4 separate regions of the Homo sapiens genome follow, and all the other regions are linked to region 2. Evidence: chromatin loops called from intact Hi-C (ENCODE). Cell type or tissue: endothelial cell of umbilical vein. All regions are shown on one strand.

Evidence for each region. Hi-C counts contacts between places; a loop is a spot of excess contacts. Peaks named below come from ENCODE experiments on the same cell type or tissue, not always from the same donor. Only the 100,000 strongest peaks of a DNase experiment are listed, where the experiment ranks them.
Region 1: a loop joins it to region 2, with 6 times the contacts of the local background. A loop is called at or near these places in 3 of 110 quality-filtered maps.
Region 3: it touches region 2 in a loop (5-fold over the local background); 8 of 110 quality-filtered maps call a loop at or near these places.
Region 4: a loop joins it to region 2, with 4 times the contacts of the local background. A loop is called at or near these places in 9 of 110 quality-filtered maps.

Annotation. Positions count from the first base shown.
Region 1 is chr2:98,689,215-98,694,214 of GRCh38, forward strand. All of the region lies in intron 2 of MGAT4A (alpha-1,3-mannosyl-glycoprotein 4-beta-N-acetylglucosaminyltransferase A), which reads right to left. It also overlaps the pseudogene YWHAQP5. Among named protein-coding and RNA genes, the nearest start is that of MGAT4A, 39 kb to the right of the region's middle. In endothelial cell of umbilical vein, no CTCF peak of the experiment used is centred here; a DNase peak (open chromatin) is centred at 2,307; H3K27ac peaks cover 1,339 bases.
Region 2 is chr2:98,755,487-98,760,486 of GRCh38, forward strand. No RefSeq gene overlaps it. Among named protein-coding and RNA genes, the nearest start is that of LINC02611, 14 kb to the right of the region's middle. In endothelial cell of umbilical vein, no CTCF peak of the experiment used is centred here; a DNase peak (open chromatin) is centred at 2,785; H3K27ac peaks cover 1,933 bases.
Region 3 is chr2:98,835,079-98,840,078 of GRCh38, forward strand. It overlaps CRACDL (CRACD like), which reads right to left. Exons shown (of 10, transcript NM_207362.3): 3 at 3,041-3,209. Among named protein-coding and RNA genes, the nearest start is that of LINC02611, 66 kb to the left of the region's middle. RefSeq lists a silencer at 2,068-2,362. In endothelial cell of umbilical vein, a CTCF peak has its summit at 2,206 (motif pointing left); a DNase peak (open chromatin) is centred at 2,193.
Region 4 is chr2:98,819,853-98,824,852 of GRCh38, forward strand. It overlaps CRACDL (CRACD like), which reads right to left. Exons shown (of 10, transcript NM_207362.3): 7 at 2,005-3,685. Among named protein-coding and RNA genes, the nearest start is that of LINC02611, 50 kb to the left of the region's middle. In endothelial cell of umbilical vein, a CTCF peak has its summit at 3,060; no DNase peak of the experiment used is centred here; H3K4me3 peaks cover 994 bases; H3K27ac peaks cover 669 bases.

The DNA of each region.
Region 1 (5,000 bases), 66 kb before region 2:
TGAAAACAACTGGGAATTCAGGATTTTTCCTTTTTGTACCCAAAATGGCAAAAAGAAGAAAAGTTACAGCAAAGACATCTGACAACTGTAGGACAAATCAGAAAATGAATGTAGAAAGCAGGTAGTATCACTATAGACTCTAATAATGGTGGTGAAATTGATCATAAAAGCAAAATCTCAGACTATGAGTCTTCAGATGACAATATCCTTGAAGAACTTTCTCTAATTCAGATGAGACTTCCAGTTCCAGACCAAGATGGAATAGACACACTTCTCTCTATGCATCCTGCTAAACACAATTATAAACCCAGATATTATAAATAAGAAGGCTGGGCACCATGGCTCACATCCATAATCCCAACACTTTGGAGGCTGAAGCGGGTGGATCACTTGAGCTCAGAAGTTCAAGACTAGCCTCGGCACCATGGGGAAACCCTGTCTCTACAAAAAATACAAAAATTAGCCAGGCGTGGTGGCAGACGCCTGTAGTCCCAGCTACTCGGGAGGCTGAGGTGGGAGGATGGCTTGAGCATAGGAGGCAGAGGTTGCAGTGAACTGAGTTTGTGCCAGTGCACTCCAGCCTGGGCAACACAGTGAGACCCTGTCTCAACAACCACCACAAAAAATAAAAAATAAGAAGACTTTGAAAGGTGGAAAGCAGAAGGCAGAAAGGGTAGAGTCACTGGGACCCAAGAAACAACACAGTAGTGAGTTCTCTGAATTTTCTTTCTGCCTCATATATCCTAGAATGGGAACTAGAAAAGTCGGCAACCTGAAAATACCAACAGGAGCACAAAAAAAAAAGGACCAAGAAAAGCCTGCTAACCCTATGCAAAGGACTCAGTAAAGGGCAACCCAGCAGGACAGAAAACGTCAGACAATCACCACTCTACTCCAGCCATATACCATGAAAACACATGGTCCCATCCCCACTCTATCAGCAATGGCCAGGCAGGGAGCCTAGACTTCCACCCTTGCCCAACTGTTACTAGGCCCCCTGACACCCATAATATGTGGATGGGGTCAGGAAAGACTGAGTGAGGGAGCTGGGACTTTCACCACCCTCCACCAGTAATGAGCCTCCTGGTGAGGTGTGAGTGGAGGCCACAGGAGAAGCAGTAGCAGGGTCCCTTCTCCCCTCTTAGCAAGTGTGGCATCAGCACAGGACTTACGGGAAACTGACCTCCCAACCCTGCACAGCTGGAAGGAGGAATCCCTCCCTGCTGGGTACTGATGGATGCTTTGGACTTTCATCCCATTCCCACCAGCATAATGAGGTGGCACAGCCCGTACCCTCCCAAAATGATGTCAGAAAAGGCCAGCTATGACAGACAATGTAAATAAAAGCCAGAGTCTTATAATAAACACCCAAAATGCCTTGGACACAACTGAAAATCACTCATAATATTGAGAACCAGGAAAATCTCAACATCAGTGAGAACAAACTATGAACAGATGCCAACACCAAGATGACGCAGATGTTGAAATTACCTTGTAAGGATTTTAAAGCAGCCATCATAAAAATGCTTCAATGGGTACATTAAACAAATTTTTAAAACTGAAACCCTAAGCAAAGAAATAGAAAATATAAATAAACAAATGGAAGTTTCAGAATATGAAATATAATAATTGAAACAAAAAAAACTTAATGGGTGAGCTCAAGAGCAGATGGAGAGAATCAGTGATCCTCAAGAAAGACAACAGCAATTGCCCAATCTAGTCAAAAGAGAGAATATAGACTAAGGAAAAAATTAACAGAGCCTCAGGGACGTTTGGAACTGTAACAAAAGATCTGAGATCTAACACTGCTATCATCAGCAACACAGAACATACAGAAAGAGGGCTATCATCAGCAACACAGAAGAACATAGAGAAGCAACATAGAGAAAGAGGGTGGGGTGGGAAAAGTACAGTCCTGCCCCATATATGTCCAGGGGTCTTGTAAGATTATAATGGAGGCTGGGCGCAGTGGCTCACACCTGTAATCCCAGCACTTTGGAAGGTTGAGGCAAGAGGATCGCTTGAGGCCAGAAGTTCAAGACCAGCCTGAGCAAATCAGTGAAACCCCATCTCTACAAAAAATACAAAAATTAGCTGGGTAACGTAGTCCCAGCTACTAGGGAGCTGAGGCGGGAGGATCACTGGAGCCTAGGAGGCTGATGGTAAAGTGAGCCATGCTCACACCACTGCACTCCAGCCTGGGCATCAGAGCAAGCTCTGTCTCAAAAAAAAAAAAGATTATAATAGAGCTGAAAAATTCCTATCGCCTAGTGACACTGTAGCCATTGTAACAGCATAACACAATGCATGACTCACATGGATGTGGTGATGTTGGTGTAAATAAACCTACTGCACTGCCAGTCATGTAACAGTCTAGCACATACAATTATGTACAGTACACACTTGATAATGACAATCAACTGTTACTGGTTTATGTATTTACTATACTATGCTTTTTATTGTTCTTTTAGAGTATACTCCTTCTGCTCATAGGAAAAAAAGTTACCTGGAAAACAGCCTCAGGTCCTTCAGAAGGTATCCTAGAAGGAGGCACTGTTCTCATGGGAGATGACAGCTTCATGTGTGTTACCGCCCCTGAAGGCCTTCCAGTGGGACAAGATGCGGAGGTGGAAGACTAGGAAACTGATGATCCTGACCCTCTGCAGGCCTAGGCTAATGTGTATGTCTCTTCCTTTTTAACAACAATGTTTAAAAAGTAAAAAAATAATAAATTTTAAATAGAAAAAGCTTATAGAATATGAATATAAAAAACAAAATATTTTATGTGGTTATACAATGTGTTTGTGTTTTAAACTTAGTGTTATTACAAAGGAGTCAGTTGAAATTTTTTTAAGTTAAAAAGTTACAATAAGCTAAGATTAATTATTAACATTTTTTGAGACAGGGTCTCGTTTTGTCACCCAGGCTAGAGTGCAGTGGCCTGATCAAGGCTCACCACAGCCTCAACCTTCTTGGCTCAAGTGATCATCTCACCTCAGCCTCCAGAGTAGCTGAAGTACAGGTACATGCCACTACACTCAGCTAATTTTTGTGGTTTTTTTCTTTTTTTGTAGAGACAGGGTCTCACTATATTGCCCAGGCTGGTCTTGAACTCCTGGGCTCAAGTGATCCTCCCGCCTCAGCCTCCCAAAGTGCTAGGATTCCATATGTGAGCCACTACCCCTAGCCAGGTTAATTTATTTTTGAAGAAAGAATAATATTTTTATAAACTGAGTATATCCTTAGTTCAGTATTTGTGAAGGCTATGGCAGTCTACAGTGGTGTACAGTAATGTCTTAGACCTTCACATTCACTCCCCACTCACTCACTGACTCATCCAGAGCAACTTCTACTCCTGCAAGCTCCATTCATGGTAAGTGCTCTCTACAGGTATACTGTTTCGCCTTTTATACGGTATTTTTACTTTATCTTTTCTATGTTTAAATATATTTAGATACACAAATACTTACCATTGTGTTATAATTGCCTATGGAATTCAGTACAGTAACATGCTATATAGGTTTGTAGCCTAGGAGCAGTACGTAGGTGTGTAGTGGGCTGTACCATCTAGGTTTGTGTAAGTATACCCTATGATGTTCACACAACAAAACCACCTAACGATGCATTTCTCAGAACACATCCCCATCATTTAGTGACACATGACTGTACTTGGAGAAATAATAGCTAGAATTTCCCAAATTTGGTAAAACACATAAACCTACATAAAGATTCAAGAAGCTGAGCAAAACCCAAACAGGATAAACCTGAAGAAACCCATGAAAAGAAACACCACAATTGAACGTTAGAAAACTAGAGACAAAGAAGAAATCTTGAAATCAACCAGAGGGAAAACACACATGACCTACTGGGGAAAAGATTTTGAATTACAGCAAATTTCTCATCAGAAACCATGGAGATCAGAAGGAAATGGCACATTTTTTAAGCACTAAAAGAAAAGAAAAAGAACTGTCAATCTCAAATACCATCTCTGGCAAAACTATCTGTAAGGAATAAAGGGAAAATCAAGATATTCTTATAAAAAAGAAAACTGATGGAATTTGCCATCAGCAAACCTATCTGAAAAGAATGGCTAAAGGAAGTTCTTAAAAAAGAAAGGAAATGATAAAGGAAGGAATCTTGCAACATCAAAAGGGAAAAACTGAAAAAGAGAAAAAAATGCAAGGAGACATTCCTTTTCTCGAGTTTTCTAAATTATGTTTGATGGTTGAGGCAAAAAGGTAACATTGTCTGATGTGGTTCTCAATGTAAAAGAAATATTTAAAACAATTATAAACAGGCTAGGCAACAAAGCGAGACCCCATTTCTATAGACAAATTAAAGAATTAGCTGGGTGTGGTTGCACGCATCTGTGGTCCCACATACTTGCGGGGGCTCAGGTGGGAAAATTGCTTGAGCCTTAGAGGTTAAGGCTGTAGTGAGCTGTGACAGAGTGAGAGCTTCTCTCAAAAAAAAAAAAAAAAAGATCAACTGGGGAGGGCAAAGGACTTTAAAGGAAATAGTTTCATACTTCACTCAAACTGATAAAACGTCAACCCCTGTAGACCACGGTAAGTTATATATGTACACTGAAATACCTAGAGCAACCACTCAAATATCTATACAAAGGAATACACTCAAAAACACTACAGATGCATCAAAATGGAATTTTGAAAACTGTTTCAGGAACACACAAGAAGTCAGGAAAAAAAATTAAAACACTGAAGGAACAAACTACAAAGAAAAATAAAATGGTAGACTTGATTAAGCCTAACGTAACAATAATCACATTAAATGTAAATGGTCTAGAGCTCTTGTTCTCTCGATTCATCCTCCACCCTAGCCCCAGCTCCAGCCTGGCCCCAGCCCCAGCCCCAGCCACCCACCCACCATGGTGAAGGCAGAGCTGGCCCAGCAGGCTAAGCACTGTGACAACATGGCCACCTACACGAAGGCCATGACCAAGTGGGGCACCCAGCTGTCCAGCAAGGAGCGCAATCTGC
Region 2 (5,000 bases):
AGACATAAAGAGGGATCCAACCACTAATTGCTAAGTTTTTGCAGTTTGGGTTGTTAAGGCCCTGTGAATCTCCTTGTCATACACCAATCTTGCCAGTTAAAAAGCCAAATGGAGACTACAGATTTGTTCAAGATCTTTGAGCTGTCAATGAGACTATCATTCCTATACATACTACAGTGCCCAATCCCTACACGCTGTTAGCCCAGGGACCTTTTTTTTTGCATTCCAGTACACCCTGATTCACAATTCATCTTTACTTTTGAAAAGACTGATACTGATAGCCATTTAGTTTCTTAATTAACTTGGACAGTTCTTCCCCAGGGGTCTAGGGACAACCCTAATCTGTTTAAAAATGCACTACCTAGAGAATTTAAAATGGTACAATTAAGTAAAAACACTATTACCCAATAGGTGAGTGACTTGTTGGTTACTAGCTCAACTAAAAGAAACTTGGACAAAAATACCATTCAGTTACTAAACTTTCTGGGAACTAGTAAGTACAGGGTCTCACCACACAAAGCCCAGATTTCAACTCAAGAGATTAAATACTCAGAATAAGTTCCAACCCCTGACAATAACACCAGAATGAAGGGAAACTATCTTGGACATTCCAAAACCCCAAACTAGAAAACACCTGTGGACTTTCCTAGGGATGGCAGGATTCTGCTCTTTATGGGTAGTTGGATTTGGGCATATAGGCAAGCCTTTTGATGAGACTCTGAAAGGAGCAGATGTAGGTCCTTTTGAATGGGATAGTAATTGTGAACAGGTTTTTAAAACTCTCAAGGAGAAATTGGGATCAACCCCAGCCCTAGGGATCCCTAATTTTGATAAGCCGCTTTTCCTTTATATGACTGAAAAACAAAGCACTGCCCTAGGTGTCTTTGTCCAGAAATTGGGAGCTATTCCCTGACCAGTGACATATTTTTCTAAACGACTAGACCATGTCACTTCAAGATGGCCTGGATACCTCAGGGCAGTTGCAGCAACTGCCTTAGTAGATGAAACAATAAACTGGCTTTAAGACAACATCTGGAGGTTTTAACCCCACACCAAGTACAAGGAGTCCTAGAAACTAAAAGACACCAGTGGATGACAGGGGGACTCATTAAAATATCAGGCTTTATTGCTAGACACTCCTGATGTAACTCTTAAAGTATGGCATACTTTAAATCTAGCTACTCACTTGCCTGAACCTACAGGCACCCTAGATCATTCTCGTATACAAGTTATGGAGCAAATTTACTCCATGGAAAATCTCGGCTCACTGCAACCTCTGCCTCTCAGGTTCAAGCAAGTCTCCTGCTTCAGCCTCCCGAGTAGCTGGGATTACAGGCATGTGCCACCATGCCCAGCTAATTTTGTATTTTTAATAGAGACTGGGTTTCACCATGTTGGTTAGGCTGGTCTTGAACTCCTGACCTCAGGTGATCCACCCACCTCGGCCTCCCAAAATGCTGGGATTACAGGTGCGAGCCACCACACCCGGCCCATCACATTCTTTAAAAAAGCAGAGAAATGAGTGACACATTCTTGAAAACTTTCCATTACGAATGGATGAAACCTAAGATTAGTTATTTAAGGTTTCTCAGATGGGAAACCTAGCTTCCTAGGGTGGCTTATTCTTGGAGACTCCAGACAGTGAATGTTTTACTAGGCTGTGTGTTCACTCCATTTGTTATTTTCTTAATTTGTTCATTTTTAAAGGCAAGTGATGCTATCAAACTTCATTCTATATGTCTATACTACTGATTTCTGTTGACTTACCCCTCACTTCCCCCTATCTTCAATGGCTAGTTACTGTTTTAACCCCATACTGGGTTGTCTCTTTTATTCATTTACTCTTGCACCCTCCTCTATCATCACTGATGAAAATTTAAGCTATATTGGCCCAAGATCAGCCTTTGAAAACATTCTTTGTGTGTTCTCTCATGCCAACATCAGGACCGTATTTTTCTGGTTGTTGAGTGATTTATGTGAGATGAGTTTAAACCTCTTGCTGAAGTTAAGATGTATCATGTAAATGACAACCTTTGATTTATCAAACTTAGTAATTAAAGTTTCCTAATGCAACAGGATGTGCTCTTCCCATAGCCATACTGAAGAGTACTTCATGTTTATTCTTTGGAAGGGTTAAGCAGTGAGACAGCCACGGGTGCTCGGATCAGACATTTTCGTTTGTGAGGGTTGGAGAATGATTTTCTCCTGTTTCTTATCATTAGCTACCTTGCGAACTCTCCTAAAGCTACTGAAATAATGGCAATGGTTTAGACGCCCTGCATCTCCAGGGCTTGTGGTTTGTGCACATCTCTCGTCTAAATAAATATAAATATTTTCTCTGTTTCTATTTTATCTTCCCCAAATTCCTGGTTCTGGTGTTGCAACTTCATAAAACCCAGAGCCCACATGGCAGTACCAGCTGCTAGCCCAGGTCAAACTTGGGGAGGGCAGCTGCTTTCCAGGTGCACCCTGTGTGATCCTGACTTCCTCCTGACAGTGCCAGGAACGCCCGTGAACTGCTTTCGTGGTTGCATGTGAAAACTTTTGCATTTCTAGAAATCTCTTCTCCAGCAGGCTGGGCTATTGGCTGCTGTGGGATTGCTAGCTGGTCTAGACCCAGCCCCTCCTTCAGGCTTTTCCCACCCGCTGCTCCTCTCCTGGCCTTGGGCCTCATGCCCGAGTCTCCAGCCGCCACCTTGCTGTTGCTTTACTGTTTCTCCGTGATGCTGTTTCTAGCTAGTTATAATTGGCAGGCAACCAGAAGCCTCATCTGCCAAGGGCGGAAGTCATGTCTGGAACAGGTTTCCCTCTTAAGACTGTGGGCTAACCCAGCATCTTGCCACTTTGTGTGGGACTTCCTCATTCTTAGTACATAACTGTGTTTGACCCTCAGGGATGACTAGTGTTTCCTGGCCTCGGTACAGTTGACTTCTCCAGAAACTATCTGGCTCACTCTCAATTTCCTGGAGCCGTATATCCTAATTACAAAAATGGGAAAATCATACCTAGAGTCCCATAGAAAGAGAAATAGAACCCCCATATGTGCCTACAATTCATCCATTCTCAATTCATTATTTTAAAAATGTAGCTGATGGTTTGGTTCTGAGACCAGACGGTACAAAAATTACCATTCACTCATAGTAGGGCCATCAACTACCATAATCTTTTGGAAAAGTAATTTAGCAATATAAGTCAGGACCACTTAAAAAACCCTTAGAGTTGCTCATTCCACTCTTAGGAACTTATCCTAAAGACGTCAACAGATGTGGACCAAAATTTGTGTGCAAGAATATTATGTAGAATTTCTGTATTGAGAAAATTTGGAGACAGCCTAGCTGTCCAAAAATAGGACTAAATAAAACATGGTACAGCAATATAGTGAAATATTATTATATAACCATTAAGTTATGTTCTTCAACAGTATTTTTAAAATAAGGAAAATTCCAACGTTTTTGAGGAGTCTTTTTAAAAACGAGAGTACAGACCAGGCACAGTGGTACACACTTACAATCCCAGCACTCTGGGAGGCCAAGGCAAGTGGATCACTTGAGGCCAGGAGCTGGAGACCAGCCTGGGCAACACAGTGAGACCCTGTCTCTACAAAAAATACAAAAAATTAACCAGGTGTGTTGGTGCACACCTGTGGTCCCAGCTACTTGGGAGGCTGAGGTGGGAGGATTGCTTGAGCCCAGGAGTTTGAGGCTGTAGTGAGCTGTGATGCCACCACTGCACTCCAGCCTGGGTGACAGAGTGAGATCCTGTCTCAAAATAAAATAGAATGTAAAAAGAGCACATGCATGAAAAGTGGAACACAACACTTTAGGTAATAATATTATCCCAATCACATAGGTGTGCTTAGTGCAAACAAAAACATTCATAGTATTTATCTCTGGTGGTAGAATTACTGGCGATTTAAAAAAAAATACATTTTTTTCTGAATATTCCAAGTGTTCTACAATGAATGTGTTACTTTCCTAATCAGAAAAACAACTGTTATTTGTTAAAAGAAATTAGACCACAAAAAAAGCAAAAACACAAAGGCCTTGCCTATTTTTTTTCCCCCTGTTTTACCACATCCTTTCTCACTGATGTAGAAAAAAAAGGAACTAATATTTATGGTGCCAAGAATGTAAATCCGTCCTGTAACTTGGAAGGTACATGTGTATCTTTCCCATTTTAAAGGTAATAAAGTCACCAAAGAAAAGGGTGGCAAAAATAAAATGTGAATGCAGGCCCATTGGCCCCAAAGGCATCTTCTTCTCACGTCTACACTGTCCCACTCGTGATAGTTTTAAGTTGCATGTTATTCTGTACCTGGCCTTTTTAATTTTATCAAAATAAACTTCCCTTTGGTAACAAAGATATTCTACTTTCTGTAAAATTTTCATTCCAGCTAACTTTTGTTAGCTAAGATTTTGTCTAAGGAGTACCAATGCTTTGAATAATCATACTAAAAATATAGCCTAATTGGTCTGAATGAAATTGAACAACTGCAATTGTTCAAACAAGCTGGATGCAGCATTTTTGCACGTGCCTAGTCATTTTGCTACAGTAGTCATTGCAAACGAGTGCCTGAGACACAAATCTCAGAGAAGTCATGGTTTTGAGGGATCAACTTGGAGAAGCTGCCATCTCCTCCGTCCCTCTGAGAACATCCTCCTAGCTGGTGGCATTAGCATTCTGCCTGCCCAGGTGAAGGCCTGGCAGGTTGTAGGAAGCCTCCCGTGGGAGCTGACCAGACCCTGAATACCCCTTCTGCATCACCCCAAATTGAATATGGTTATGCAAACAGCCTTTAACAATCCTTGTCATCTGGATCTGAGATACAACTTTAATGATTTCACATATGTCATCTTGCCACTTGCCTGCACCCATAGATCCCCTGCTGTTGTGTGACAGTGACCACTGTGCCGTGCTTGTCTGTTACCCTATGACCGAGGAGGAACTGAGAAGACATATCATTCCTCAACATTATGATAAGGAAATGGGGACCAGAGGAG
Region 3 (5,000 bases), 80 kb after region 2:
AGAAAATAAGTCATTTTGTTAATATCATAAGGAGCCCTGGTTTCAAGTGTAAGAGAAAAGAGAATACAAAGAATTAAAGAAGTAAAAATGTTGTTTTATTAAACTTGAATTGGAAATATCAGCAAATTAATGGTTAATTTTTCTCTTGAAAAATAAACCATTTCCTAGCTATATCCACTGGAAAGGTTTAGAATCAGTGACAGCCAATTAGTAATCATCGCCCCTGGCAGCTGGACTGAGGTCTTTAAAAGCCATTTCACACCACAAGGAGGGAGCCAGGGTCCTGTCAAGAAAGTGCTGATTCCAGGTCAGGGGAAGAAAATATACCAAATAAACCTGAGATTTCTCATTGGACAAGAAAGTAAGGAAGCCATCAAAGATGAATGGGGTCATGTCAAAAGACGGAGCGAATTTCAAGTGACTCTCAACAGCCTAAGATGGAACAACTTGAGCATTAAAATGAATAAAGACTGTCATGGATTAAAGCAAATCAAATATATAAAAAGTAATGCATTCCCAATGATATTTGGAAAAAAAAAGAAAAAAACAAAACCCACTGGCCACTGTCAGGAGTTGCTAGGGGGCCACGTCATTACTCTGAGGGTGGATCAATAAAAGGAGAGCCAAGCATGATCCTGACTTTACAAATTGTATTTCGGAGCAACCAAGCAATTGATGAAGGAAAGTTCTTCATCAAAGAATTTCAGTTAGCAAGTGTACAGTGAATGATAGAATTAGAAAAACCACCACTTTGTGACAAAATAACAGATCATCACCAGGTGTTAAAACTGTCAGGTGAAGGTTGGTGGAGGGACGACAGTGACACACCCTGAACCCACTGCTCAGAAAGCAGGTGACTCATCATGGGATGTGACAACAACCAGCACCTGCTTGAACCTGACAGAATCTGGATCCATCGAATGATGTACCGGGAATTGGGAGAATATAGGAAAGAGTTGAGTCACACCAAGAGAAAGCAAAGCCAGAATATGGGACATTCTGCAGGACACATGGCCCTGCTCTTCCTTCAGATCAATGACGTGAAACAAAGGGAGAGGGCAAAAGGAAATCGTTATAGATTAACAGACTTAAGAAGCACAACCGCACAGACACAGACACGATAAATGGGCGTCACTTTATTCAACCCACAGGGTCCCATGTGGTTTGCTCGCACTAATGTGCCTTAGTAAATGGAGCTGTTTTCCCCACAGTGATGGATGAGAAGTTGCCGCAGACTCTCCCACAGGCCAAGCAGTACTTGCCTCTTCCTCTGTGCTGCTCTCTAAAAATGTCATTTGCACTTCCCAGGCCTCATCATGCTCCATTCCCAATCTTCCTTGCCTAGCATCAAAACCAGCAAACTGTTACCAGTCACTGAGGGCCAGCTCCCTGCAAGGTGCTGGGAATATCAAGATAAAAAGCACACCGTCTCCACTTTCCATGGGCTCCTGTGACAGGGAGGACATCAGCAAGCGGACAGGACAATTCATCCCAGCTTGCCCCTCTGGCTGGGCTCCTGTCTGTGGTTGGAGGGGCCACTCCCAGGCCTGTCTCTCCAACACCAGAACTGTGTGCTCCAGTCAAGAGACAGGGGTGGATGGGGGTGGGTGTTAGAGTTTCCCTGGGGCTTGCAAAGTGATGACATTGAATAATTAGTAATATTATCGCGATAACATCTCGTTCCCCAAGAGTTCAGAGAACCGCCTAAAAAAAATGCATGCACGCCGGGCGCCGTGGATCACGCCTGTAATCCCAGCACTTTGGGAGGCCGAGGCGGGCGGATCGCGAGGTCAGGAAATCGAGACCATCCTGGCTAACACGGTGAAATCCCGTCTCTGCTGAAAATACAAAAAAAATTTAGCCAGGCGTGGTGGCGGGTGCCTGTAGTCCCAGCTACTCGGGAGGCTGAGGCAGGAGGATGGCGTGAACCCGGGAGGCGCAGCTTGCAGTGAGCCAAGATCGCGCCACCGCACTCCAGCCTGGGCGACAGAGCGAGACTCCGTCTCAAAAAAAAAAAAAAAATGCATGCACAGTATATCCCTTCCACACTTCACATGGTGCAATGTGAGTCTATTACATTCCCTGCTAGCACCAAAAACAATCAAAACCTAAATCAAACCCAAAACTGAAAAAAAAAAAAAAAAAAGGTTCCAATCTTTCCTTTCCAGTCATCTGGTGCCACCAAGTGGCCAGCAAAATTTCTACTCCTTTAAAAAACAGGCAAGGAGGCTGGGGAGGGGCGAGAGCAAGAGAGGGGACAGGACACCACTATTGGGATGCTCAAGCCTGGGACCCATCTCAGCGTGGTCTGTACCCCAAACCTGAGGGATATTATGTTCTCTGAAGAGTTCTATCCTTAAAGGGCCAGCGTTGTCTTAAAAAAAAAAAGGTAAAAGCTAGCATAGCAACAAATCTGTTTCGTTTCCTCTTAGTCACAGGAATAACTGCTAGAATAACTGCAGCATATGTACTGTAACTATATTTTAATGAAACACAAGTTACAAAAATAAGGATTTCTTTACTAGACCTCCCCAGTTTTTTGTGCTTATTGGGTCTGTTCTTTATGATATTTTTGGATGATTTTTTTTCTAAGATAGCAAGGAGCGCCCCCTCCCCACCCCCATCAAGTGAAAATATTCTGATTAGATTACTTAACGTTCAACTTTAGAGAAATGCATTTTTCTAATATAGCATCTAGGTCCTCAAAAGAGTTTTAAGTCAAGTTAAACCAGGGCCCCTATCCTGATCCTGTCACTTTCAGCTGTAGGATGTTGGGCAAGTTCTAAATTTTATCTAGGGCTTATTTTGTCCGTTTATAAAATGGCATATAGTACCTCCTCTCCCACAGTTATTGTGGACTTAAACACACACAGCATTCTCCATCCCTAGGTTTGAAAAGACAGAAAACACAACTTCTATGGAAGAACCTCTAATGGAATTACCCAGGAGGAAAGGGGGCTCAGAAATCCAGCAAGTTACCAGGATAATGAAATCATGTATTTAGGTGCTCCTGGCCCGAGGGATGTAAAATGCAACTTACTCCAGCTCATCCTCGGAGTCGTAGCCCACTGGCCCGGATTCGATGGCAATGACCTCATTCCTCGTCTGACTTTGTTTCCAGGTGCTACTTCCTGTGGACGACGGCGATTCTTTTCTCTTCTTCTTCCCAAAAAACTTCTTAAAAGTTTTGAATTTAGATTTTTTCTTTCCTATACAGATTAGAGAAAAAAATAATAAATAAGACTGTTACAGTGTGTGTTTATGTGCATGTATGCAACAGGCACGTAAAAGAGAGAAAGCAAGATTTCCATCCATGCATCAGTTATCTGCTTCTGAAAAGTCCTTTTACTTCGCAAAAGTACATGGTATACCAGTTTTGCATACCTGAAAACACATCTTGTTTCTTTTTATTTAGGATATTTAAATAAAAGACACAAGAACACTTTGGAAGATGATCACAGAATCAAAATTAGCAACTTTCCTCTCATGTATAATCAAGTTTTGATTTCTAAAATATATTTGAGGCTGCAGTGAGCTATGATTGCACCGCTACACTCCAGCCTTAGTGACAGAGCAAGACCCTCTCTCAAAAAAAATAAAATAAAATAAAAATTATGAATTGCTTTGTCTAGTGTGAATACAGCATCAAGGACAATCAGAGGAGGCCCAACCTCATGGGCAAGAAGGTGGGTCTGTGGGGCACCAACTGCATGATGAGCTAATGACTTTTGGTGAGAAAAACAATGAGACTGGTCATCCCTGCAGGGGAGGGGTGTGGCCAGGCTGAGCCCAACTCTGCCATGCTTCCTGGATTATTAGAATTCACCACACTTTTCAACATTTTGTGATTGCTCCTCTGGTGACAGCTTCATTCTCTCCCATGAATTCTATCATACCCAGGTTTCCATGATTTCACATTAGTTGCTCAGCAAAGTTCATTCCTTTCCCGGAATAGTTACAGAACTGACAGTGGAGGGATGCAGCATCGTAGACTACCAGGATGCTGTCTAATACATCCTGAAAATTTGCACAATTTATTACTTTTTATAATAATTTAATAAACTGAATTCCTTAAAAAACCCAGGATCTTTCTGTTGTGTTTATATTATTGCCTCCTTGGGAAGCTTACATGGTCTTACTCTCATGGGGAGAATTACTTAGGATTACTTTAGTAGGAGTTCCTACATCATTACAGGTAGAACAAATCCCTCTCCAAGGATAAGTCAGTTCTACAGCACCTTCTAGTTTTCTCACCTTCTAGTGTGGAAGTGTTCTCAACTTTATAATCGTAAAAAATGTTTATGTTGTTAGTAGATGGTTCTCAATGAGCATTTATGATTTTGAAAGATTCTTAAGAGTTTTCTGCATTTGGTCAGGACACCCTGTGGCTTTTGCCTAGTCAACAAATTGGTATGCATCCTCGAAGGCCTGAATAGATACACAGCCTCAATATCATGACCATCAAAAATGCTGCTTACAGCATTAATGGTCTCCTCAAGTGTAACTGGCAGAGCTCAAGCATAACTGCTGTACACCTTTGTTCCACTGGCAGGGCTTAGCCATCCATTTGTTCAAACTATATTTCTTCTCCTACTAGGCTTTGTAATTCGATTTCTTTAATGGTGACAGGACTAGTCCATTTTTCTACTTCCTGAATCTGTTTTTTTAAGTAACATTTTTCTGAAAATGTATTTTTTCCAAATTTTCAAATGTATTGGCAAAAAATTATTAATAATATCTTTTTATCTTTCAAGCATTCACAACATCTATAGTGATTGATGCCTCTTTTCTCACCCTGATATTAATTATCATAAATGTGCCTCTTCTTTGTTCCTTGATCAATTGCACCACAGGCTTATCAATTTTAATTGCCTTAAAAAAGTTTTGCTTTGTTAATTCTTTCAGTTGAATGTTTATTTCATATTGTATTAATTTCTGTTCTTATCTTTATTCTTTCCTTCCTACTTTCTGCAGGTTTACTTTGCTATTTTCTTAAACTT
Region 4 (5,000 bases), 64 kb after region 2:
TCTGTCACCCAGGCTGGAGTGCAGTGGCGTGATCTCGGCTCACTGCAACCTCCGCCTCCTGGGTTCAAGCGATTCTCCTGGCTCAGCCTCCTGAGTAGCTGGGATTAGAGGTGCGCGCCACCATGCCTGGCTAATTTTTGTATTTTTAGTAGAGATGGGGTTTCACCACGTTGGCCAGGCTGGTCTTGAACTCCTGACCTTGTGATCCGCCTGCCTCGGCGTCCCAAAGTGCTGGGATTACAAGTGTGAGCCACCACGCCGGGCCAAAACATTTTTAAAAAACAAAATTTGTCATGGAAAACTTCTCCCTAGGGCCCCCATCACATGCACACACAACTTATTTGTGTAGTTTCATTTTCTGGTTCACAGATTTCCATTAATTTAAAAAACCAGCAGGTCAGGCATGGTGGCTCATGTCTGTAATCCCAGCACTTTGGGAGGCTGAGGCGGGCAGATCACTTGAGGTCAGGAGCTCGAGACCAGCCTGGCCAACATGGTGAAACCTCGTCTCTACCAAAAATATAAAAAAATTAGCCGGGTGTAGTATCGTGTGTGCCTGTAATCCCAGCTACTTGGGAGGCTGAGGCAGGAGAATCACTTGAACCCGGCAGGTGGAGGTTGCAGTGAGCCAAGATCGTACCACTGCATTCCAGCCTGGGCAACAGAGTGAGACGGAGTCTCAAAAACAAACAACAACAAAAACAACAAAAAACCCAGCAATGAAAGATTCTTTAGCTCTGCTGCAAATACACATTTTCAACAGATTTCTCATTTCATCTGAAACACTATAAGAAGTGACAAATGTCAAAGACAGAGAAAGGTCATCTACTTTGTCTCTGCTCATTTCAAAAGACAGCTGCTTTCAAATATTCTTACGTTCTGCCTCAATGTTAACCCAATCTCCCTTTCAGGACAGCAAGTAAATGCTGACCCTCTTGAGAGACTTACGTTTTATACAGACTTGTGATTCCAATATATGGAATACTTTCCATGTTGCAGCTGAGCCACGTGAACCTGATTATGAAGCAGGAGGAAATTCTTTCTTGGAGGAAAAGGTCAGAAGGACCCTAATAGAGGAGTATGTTTCATTTATAGCCAAGAAATAGCTTAGGCCCTGAAAGAACCTGCATCAAAATGAGTACACATGTCCTGGGATTTGGACTTTGCTGAGTTTCTTAGGTCAAAAGTGGGAGAAGAATTTGAGGGATTCGCTGAGAGTCCTATCAAAATCAGTTTTTACGTTTCTCTTTATCTCATGTTTACACACTGACTTCTCTGTACTTATGCAAAATCCTGGTATTTATTTTCCCTTTTCTACTCTTTATTCCTTATTTTATCTCTCTCTTTTTAAAACAGACAGGGTCTCACTCTGTCACCCAGGCTGGAGTGCATGGCACCATCATAGTTCACTGCAGCCTTGAACTCCTGGGCTCAAGCAATCCTATTTCAGCCTCGCAAGTAGCTGGGACTACAGGCCCTCATTACCACGCCTGGCCAGTTTTAAAATTGTTTGTAGAACGACGTCTCACTATGTTGCCCAGGTTGGTGTTGAACTCCTGGGCTTATCAGCAGGCCTTGGCCTCCCAAAGTGCTGGGATTACAGGCATGAGCTACCGAGGTCGGCCTATTCCTTACTCTAGATTAGGGGTGTCCAATCTTTTGGCTTCCCTGGGCCACACTGGAAGAATTGCCTTGGGCCACACATAAAATACACTAAACTAAGGACAGCTGATGAGCTTAAAAAAAAATTCGCAAAAAGTCTCAATGTTTTAAGAAAGTTTACGAATTCATGTTGGGCCACATTCAAAGCCGCCCCGGGCCCAGGCCGCGAGTTGGACAAGCTTGCTCTAGATCAGACATGATGTTAGTGGGAATTCTGACTCCTTCCAATTCCCCTGCAACAAAGTTTGTACCAGGAGCATTTGGCGAGTGTCCAGCAAGATGTGCCCGTGGATGTGGATCTCCCCAGGCCCTGCCCTTCCCGCACCCTCGGCGGGCTCTTACCAGCTCCCCTGCGCAGCGGCCTTTTCTCCGCCGTCCTGGGCTCCTTCCTGGGTTCCCGCTCTCCCGGGCCGGCGTCGGGGGGCGCGGGCTGGTGCGGGAGCGTGAAGCTCTGCAGAAGCGGCTTCCGGGGCAGGGGCGGCTTGGAGCTGAGCGGCTCGGGGGGCCGGGCCTTCCCCTTTCCTTGGTCGCTGGGGGCCCTGGTGCCTCGAAGGGCGGGGGCCGTCCCGAGGGGACACTTCTCCTCCTTCGGGAGCACGGTCAGCGACCTTTCTAACCGGACCTCGGCACTGTACCTCTTCACACCCTTCACCTCCTGAGAGGCGCCATCCCTGTATTTGAGCGAGAGGGAGGTGGACCGGAGCTTGACGGGGAAGGGGTTTCTGTCCTCACTCGGGGCCGGCTCCTGGGCGGCTGGGCAGGGCTCTCTCGTGCCGGGCGCGGCGGCCGCCTCCTGAGGGCTCTTGCGCGGCCCGGCCGGGCTGGCCGCCCTGTCCCCCGAGTCCTGAGGGCCGCGCTCCGCCAGCTTCCGAGGGCCAGGTTTCGCGTGCTGGGGCTCGGGGAGACCCTGGAGGTCGTCAAGAGCCGCCTCGCTCCTCCAGACCGGGCCGCTCCTCGCGAGGGGCAGGCGGCCGCTGGCCCGTTCCAGCGGGCGGGAGACGCCCGGACGAGGCCGCGCTCGGCACGAGGACACCGAGAACTTCTTCGCGCCTCGCAGCTCGGCACCGCCCCTCTCCGCCTTCCGCTCTGGCGCCGCCCTCTCGGCGCCCGCCGGTGGCGCCTCGGCTCGCTCGGCCTTGGGGCGCTCCGGGGCGGCGGCCTCTGCGTCGAGGGAACCGGGGCCGGGCTCCACCGGGGGAGACTCCGCAGCGGCAAGCGGCGGGGACGCGGCGGGGCCCTCGCTGGCGGCCGCGGGCCGGTGTTTCAGGCAGCTCTTGGGCGCCGGCGGGCTCGGGGCGGGCGCCGTGGAGGGCTCGGTCCCAATTCTCTCGGGCTCGGTCCCCGCTCCTCTCTCGGGCTCCGTCTCCGCTTCTCTCTCGGGCTCAGGCGCCGGCCCTGGGGGCCCCTTCTCCTCATCCGGGAGCACGGGCGGCGTCGGCTCCGCTTCCTTCGGGACACTGCGTTCTGGCCCGTCGCGAGCAGAGGGCGCCTCTGAGGTGGCGGCGGGGTCAGTCTCGGGGGGAGTCGTGTCCCCCTCAGGGATGGCGGTGGGAAACGGGCTCGCGACGTCTTCGGGAGCACAGACCACCTCCTCCGCCTTGTCCGTGGCCGGGGCACACGGGCCTGCGGGGGGCGCCTCCCCATCCTGCTTTCCGCCGTCGGGACCGGGATTCGGGGGGCCCTCCGGCGGGGACGGGGGCTCCACGCGGAGAGTGGGGGCCGACTCGGGCTCGGCGAGCTCCGGGGTGGCCGGGCGGCTTGAGGGGTCCTCCCCGGGGACGCCCCCCTCCTCCACGCTGGCCGTGAGCGCGGAGGAGTGCTGCAGGCGGGCGCGTCTGGCACGGGCCCCTCCGGGTGGCGGCAAGGGCGCCGGTGGCCCAGGCTCAGGGCCTCTGTCTGGCGCCACGTCCTGCTGCCCAGAGCTGGGGCGCTCTTCTGGGCTGACTTCCAAAAGTGGCTTCTCCTCGTTTTCCTCCTCCTCTGGGGTGCACGTCAGGTCGCTCAGGGATTCAGACTGAGCGCGCTGAGAGAAATAAAGATAAAAAGCATCGTCGCTATAGCCAATTCCAGGAAGCCTGTCACCTCCCCACTTTTTTCAAGGCTTATAATGGTTTAGTGATAGCAGCACTATAAAGCTGGCACTTAAGTAGGCATGTACCCACGGGTGTCTTTTCTCAGTCTGTATCCTACTGGTCTACTTGGGCTCACAAGTTTATCAGGACAATGGCAGATATGCCTCCAAAGTAAATGTCTACAGCTCCTCTGGCAGAGCCTCAAAACCAGTGGACTAGAGTAACGCCAAGGGAAGGCGACCAACAGCAGCCAGTGTCTGCTATGCTCTGTGCTCCCACACTTGTTATTTCATTTAATCTTCCATTCATCCCAGTGAGGAAGGGATGATGAGTCCCTTTTTGCACTTGAGAGCCAGGAACTCAGAGAGGCCAATACCTTGTTCAAGCCTGGGCAAGCAGGTGGCCGAGCTGAACAGCTGGGACTCTATGGCTCTGTGTTCCTCCCAGCCAGTCTCCCATGTCAACACTTCAGGAATGTACCCTCATAGTAAAGCCAGACTGGTTTTCCTAAAAGATGGCTCATATCATGCCAATAGCTAACCATGGCTTATAGGATAAAACCAAAATTTTCAGCTAAATTTAAAGTCCTAGATTCTCTGGTCTTAAGCCGTTTCTTCCACTCCCTACTCAGGTCAAACCAAGCCCTCAACACTGTGCCAGACACTTGGTCTGAGTGACTGTCACCTCCCCACTCTCCCCCACCCCCCTGCCCCCAACCTCCAAGATACTCTACCAGGGCCCCCAAGGACTATTTCAAACTCTCCCACTCTATGCAGTTTAAGATTCCCCCCTTCTCTGGCCTCCTGAAGCCCTACTGGCTTGGCAAACATACAGTGCCTTGTGATAGTCTTCTTCTGAAAGACCTCTAGAATTCAGATTCCAGTCCAACTTCCTCCTATTGTCACAAAGTCAGTTCCTGCTCTCTCGGGAAGGAAAGGAGCTCCAGGTAACCAAGAATCATTCAAAAGTAACATGTGGAAATGACGAAAAGGTTGATGGTGTAGAGACTGATCTTTTAGAAAGTTTGTGATATTAGACACCAAGAGTCACCCAGGCTATTGCTCTCTCCTTCCCCTTTTCTAAAGCAGGAACTGTGACAGGGTATGTTTGCAATAGGTTTTTCTTCTTGCTGTTTGTTATTATTTTAACATTTTTCATGGCATCTGCTTGCTAATAGAATATAGGATGCCTGGGATGTTTGTGACAATACCTAAGCAAACTCTTGCCAAAATGCACAATCCTATTCTTTTGGATTTAAAAAGAGGA